Linked DNA regions of Homo sapiens: region 1 is linked to region 2. A link is an interaction called in ENCODE POLR2A ChIA-PET data of the cell type or tissue named here. Cell type or tissue: PC-9. All regions are shown on one strand. Region 1 overlaps VPS35L (VPS35 endosomal protein sorting factor like). Region 2 overlaps PDILT (protein disulfide isomerase like, testis expressed).

The links. Peaks named below come from ENCODE experiments on the same cell type or tissue, not always from the same donor. Only the 100,000 strongest peaks of a DNase experiment are listed, where the experiment ranks them.
Region 1: POLR2A ChIA-PET joins it to region 2 with 15 read pairs; 2 of 35 experiments call an interaction of 5 or more read pairs at or near these places.

Annotation. Positions count from the first base shown.
Region 1 is chr16:19,575,649-19,578,148 of GRCh38, forward strand. All of the region lies in intron 5 of VPS35L (VPS35 endosomal protein sorting factor like), which reads left to right. Among named protein-coding and RNA genes, the nearest start is that of VPS35L, 21 kb to the left of the region's middle. In PC-9, no CTCF peak of the experiment used is centred here; no DNase peak of the experiment used is centred here.
Region 2 is chr16:20,382,431-20,384,930 of GRCh38, forward strand. PDILT (protein disulfide isomerase like, testis expressed) reads right to left here. Exons shown (of 12, transcript NM_174924.2): 3 at 2,215-2,421. Among named protein-coding and RNA genes, the nearest start is that of PDILT, 21 kb to the right of the region's middle. In PC-9, CTCF peaks have their summits at 1,199 (motif pointing left) and 1,421; a DNase peak (open chromatin) is centred at 1,121.

The sequences.
Region 1 (2,500 bases), 810 kb before region 2:
GGTCAGGAGTTTGAGACCAGCCTGGCCAACATGGTGAAACCCCATTTCTACTGAAAATACAAAATTTTGCTGGGCGTGGTGGTACATGCCTATAATCCCAGTTACATAGGAGGCTGAGGCAGGAGAATCGCTTGAACCTGGGAGGCGGAAGTTGCAGTGAGCCAAGATTGCACTCCAGCCTGGGCAACAAGAGTGAAATTCCGTATTAAAAAAATATATATATATGGCCTGGTGCGGTGGCTCACACCCGTAATCCCAGCAGTTTGGGAGGCCAAGGCGGGCAGATCACTTGAGGTCAGGAGTTCGAGACCAGCCTGGCCAACAATGTGAAACTCCATCTCTACTAAAAAAAAAAAAAAAAAAAAAAATTAGCCAGGCATGGTGACAGATGCCTGTAATCCCAGCTACTCAGGAGGCTGAGGCAGGAGAATCGCTTGAACCTGGGAGGCGGAGGTTGCAGTGAGCCAAGATCGTGCCATTGCATTCCATTCTGGGTGACAGAGCGAGACTCTGTCTCAAAAAAAAAAAAAAACAAAAAAAAAAAACAAAGAGGTTACTAGGAGTAAAACGTAAGCTTACTGTTTAAGAATTACAGAGGAAGTAGTCTCCCCCTCATTGTGCCTCCCTCACCAACTGGGTTTTAGAGAGCCTTTCCCTTGCCTTAAGTCTTTTCCCTTGTGCAATAAGGTATGTTGGTGAGGGGGTCACATGCTTAGTCTTATACGTCACTGGTCCCTGAATGCAGTTCTCAGCTTCCTCTCCTAAGACACACAGTCAGAAGCTCTGGACCAGGGTGTCTCAAACTGCCGTGTAGCAGGATTTCCTGAGGAACTTTTGTATGAATATAGATGCCTGGCCCCCACTTGCTCAATTAATCTTGCAGGATGGGACCCCAGAATTCCTATTTTGATGCTCCAAGGGGATTCTGGAGCAACTGACGGATCATGTGCTGCTGGGTGCAGATGAGCACAATCATAGTTCATTGCAGGTCTCTGATATGGCAGCTGCCACTCTCCCCACGGCTCTGCTGGATGAGACAGCACGTTAGAAATCAAGAGAGTGGGAACAGCTTTGTTATGCATAGAATTTTTTTTTTTTTTGAGATGGAATTTTGCTCTGTCACCCATGGTGCAGTGCAACCTCTGCCTCCTGGGTTCAAGCAATTCTCCCACCTCAGCCTTCTGAGTTACTGGGACTATAGGTGTGCACCACCAGGCCCAGCTAATTTTTGTATTTTTAATAGAGACAGGGTTTCACCATGTTGGCCAGGCTGGTCTCAAACTCTTGACCTCAAGTGGTCCACCTGCCTTGGCCTCCCAAAGTGCTGGGATTACAGGTGTGAGCTACCACGCCCAGCTTGTTATGGACAGAATTTTGATCCCAGACCATAAAAGGTAAATCATACCCACCAGTTTGTAAAGATCAAATAGAGTGATGATACCAAGTGTCTTAGTTTGTTTAGTGGTACTATAAAGGAATACCAGAGGCTGGCTAATTTATAAGGAAGAGAGGTTTACTTGACTTATGGTTCCACAGGCTATATAAGAAGCATGGTGCAGCATCTGCTGTTGGTGAGGGCCTCAGGCTGCTTCCACTCATGGTGAAAGCAAATGAGAGCAGGTGTGTGCAGAGATTGCATGGCAAGAGAAGGGAGGAGAGAGAGGGAGAAAATGCCAGGCTTTTTTCAACAGCCAGTTCTCATGGGAAGTAAGAATAACTCATTACTGCACTCATTACTGCAAGGATGGCACCAAGCCGTTCATGGTGGATCCCCCACTACAACCCAGACACCTCCCACCAGGCCCCACCTCCAACACTGGGGATCACATTTCAAAGATGAGACTTTGTATGAATATAGAGCAATAGGAGCTCTCATATGCTGCTGGTGGGAATGTAAAATGGCACAACCACCTTGTAGAACACTTTTGCATTTTTTATTTTATTTGAAGACAGGTGCTGTGGTCTGGTTGTTTGTGCCTAACCCCACTCCCCTGCCCCGATTCATATGTTGAAATCCTAACCCCAAGATGATGGTATTAGGAGATGGGCCCTTTTCAGAGGTGATTAGGTCATGAGGGTGGAACCCTCATGAATGGGATTAGTGCCCTATAAAAGAGGTCCAAGGGCACTCCCCTCACCCCTTCCACCAAGTGAAAACACAGCAGGAGGGCATCATCTATGAACCCAACCGGAAAGCAGGCTGTCATCAGGCACTGGGACCTAATCTGCTGGGACCTTGATCTTGGACTTCCCAGCCTTTAGGACTGCGAGAAATACATTGCTCTTATTTATAAGCCACCCACTTTGTAGCATTTTGTTATAGCAGCTCAAAGGGATTAACACAATGAGCCAACCCTTTGATCCAGCATTCCACTACTAGGGGTATCCCCAGATCAGGGGTTGGTAAACTGCATGCTGCAGGCCAAGTCTGGTCCACTGCCTGTTTTTTAAGTACAGTTTTATAGGAACAGAGCCCTATCAATTTGTTTACATATTATCT
Region 2 (2,500 bases):
CATTGCATCAGCAGATCTGAGTAGTTACAACAGAGACTGCCTGGCCTGTAGGATCTGGAATATTAATAATCTGGGCCTTTGCAGAAAACATTTGCTGACTCCACCACTACTCACTGGGCAGCTTTGAGGAAGTTATTCTACCTTTCTGTGCCTCAGTTTCTCCATCTGTAAAAGCACCTCTTATATTGGGGTGTTATGACATAGGAGAAGGGTCTAGAACAATGCCTGGAACACAGTATATGCTACAGGTATGTGTCAGGCCGTGTGCCTTGCAAACATCATTTTATCTTCCCAACAGTGTAGAGGGGTAGATCTTTTCACCATCCCCATTTAACAGATGGAAAAACTGAGATTCGACGAGCGGCAGTGATTGTTTCTTAAGCCTGTGGTAAGGATTTGGATGCAGAGGGGAGTGCTGTCAATTCTGGCAGTCTCTTTAGAGGACCCAGGAGTGCAAGTGAGATCAGCCACTGCCCTTGTGATGCTCTCTGTAGAGAACAAGCAATAAGTAGCAGATGTAATTCTTTGAGGCGAGGGCCTTGATGGGGAAAACACAGATGCTGTGAGGCCACAGAGGTGGAGCAGGCACCCTGGCCTGAGCAGTCAGGGGAGACTTCCTAGATGGGGTGATGATGAAGCTTCCTGTATGGCAGACGAGGTCCCAGGCACTGGTTTCCCTGATGAAGGGGGCTCAGAAGTCAAATGCCTTGGGGACCTTCTCTGCTAGTTTCACCCACAGTCTGGAAGTTGCCATATTGTTACTTTGTCGCCTCTAAGTGGAGTCAGTTCTCTCCTGCCCTTCAGGAGGGAAGGTCATTGCAGCACCTGGGCCACTCCATTAGCAGTCATGGGCTCCGATGACCTAGGGCCTCTCATTTCCTCACAGCTCTCCCCAGAGCAAACACATCACAAAGGGCTCCTTGCTGGTGTCAGCGAGTCCCCCTTGTTGAGGGTCATCCCCTGGTATCTATAGGAAACAGCATCCTCTGTTGCTTCTCTCACTGCTCCCGCCCTCCCTCCCCATCTCTTCTCTGGCGCCCGCAGCCACCACCCTCCCACAAGCCTGCTGGGAGCTGCAGCCCTGCCCTTAGGTGATTGCTCCGAGGTTCTCTTGTGGCGCCTTTCTCTGGGTCTATCCTGTGTCTTTCATGCCCTCTTGTGTCCATTCTGAGAACTGCAAAGCATCCTGCAGCCCCTGGATGTGTGTTTCTTGCAAATAACACTGAATCCAGCTTATTGGAAGCTGGCTATACACCAGATCCAGTGGAAGGCAGTTTCCGTTACTCAAGACTCAATAATTTAACATATATAATGGGAACATTCTACTGGCATGGCTGTTACAGGCACTTCTGTGTTCATCAGTTTTGTTACTTCCATCCTTCCATCCATTTATCCATCCTGCATCCATGAATGCCTTCATATATGTAACTTTCTAAAAGTTGGGACTACCATATGTGCCATACTAGTACCTTATTCTCCACACATCCTCAACATCAAGATAGGGCTTGGCACATGGTAGCTTGTCAATAAATGGATGCTGAATAAATGAATGAACGAGTTAATCAATGAATGAAAAATATGATAGAACGTAAGGTGTTTGGTAGACATTGCATCCCAAGCCTGTCTTGTTCCATCATCTCCCAATTTCCCTTTTGGCTAAATAGTGCTTCCCTAGTCCTAGGACTCTGTCAAATCATTCTAAAGTCAAAGATTGGGAGTGGGAAGTGGAGTTAGAACTTAATCTCTGGTGTCTGATAGTTTCTAAGCCATGCACCCCACCCTCCCACTTCTTGGTGTTTCTAGGGCCCATCAGCTGAGCTTCAAGCTGTAGTAGAAGCAGCCACATATTCACTAAACCCGTTTTCTTTCTAAAAACAGAGCTGAACTGTATTTCTCCGCCTTTCTTGCAGCTGGTTCTGGCCATGTAACAGAATTCTGGTCAATGGGATGTGAATAGAAGTGATACTTACCACTGTTCATGGCCAGGGCCATGAACAGTACCCGTGGTGACCTTCTACCCCTTACCCCAACTGCTGGCTGGATACAGAGGAAAGAGCAGGTGGCTCCAAGGCCCTAGAGAAGGGCAGAGTCACAAGCTGGAGGATCCTGGGTCCCCGAGAAGCTGCATGGAGCAGAGCCTCCCACCTTTACCCTATAGCTGTTAAGTGGACTTTCCATGAGCATGAAACAAGTGTGACACACAAGCACCATTACCTTTGCAGCTGATGGGCTCTGACCTGTTGCCCTCAAAAAACAGCTTCAACTCCGGGGCCTTGGTAATCCCAAACTCCTGCTGAAGCTCCTTCTCTATGGTAATGTCCACTTTGCCAAAGCCGATCCCATTCTTGCCTTTGCCCATGATCTCCACAGCTTTGCCCAGCTCTTCCGCCAAGTTCCTGGATTGCTTTGAGGATGGGTTGTCTGAAAGAGTATGAAGACAAAATTTGAGAGGCCTTTCCTCGCTCCCCATCTCCAACAGTAGATTATTTGTTGGGCCTGC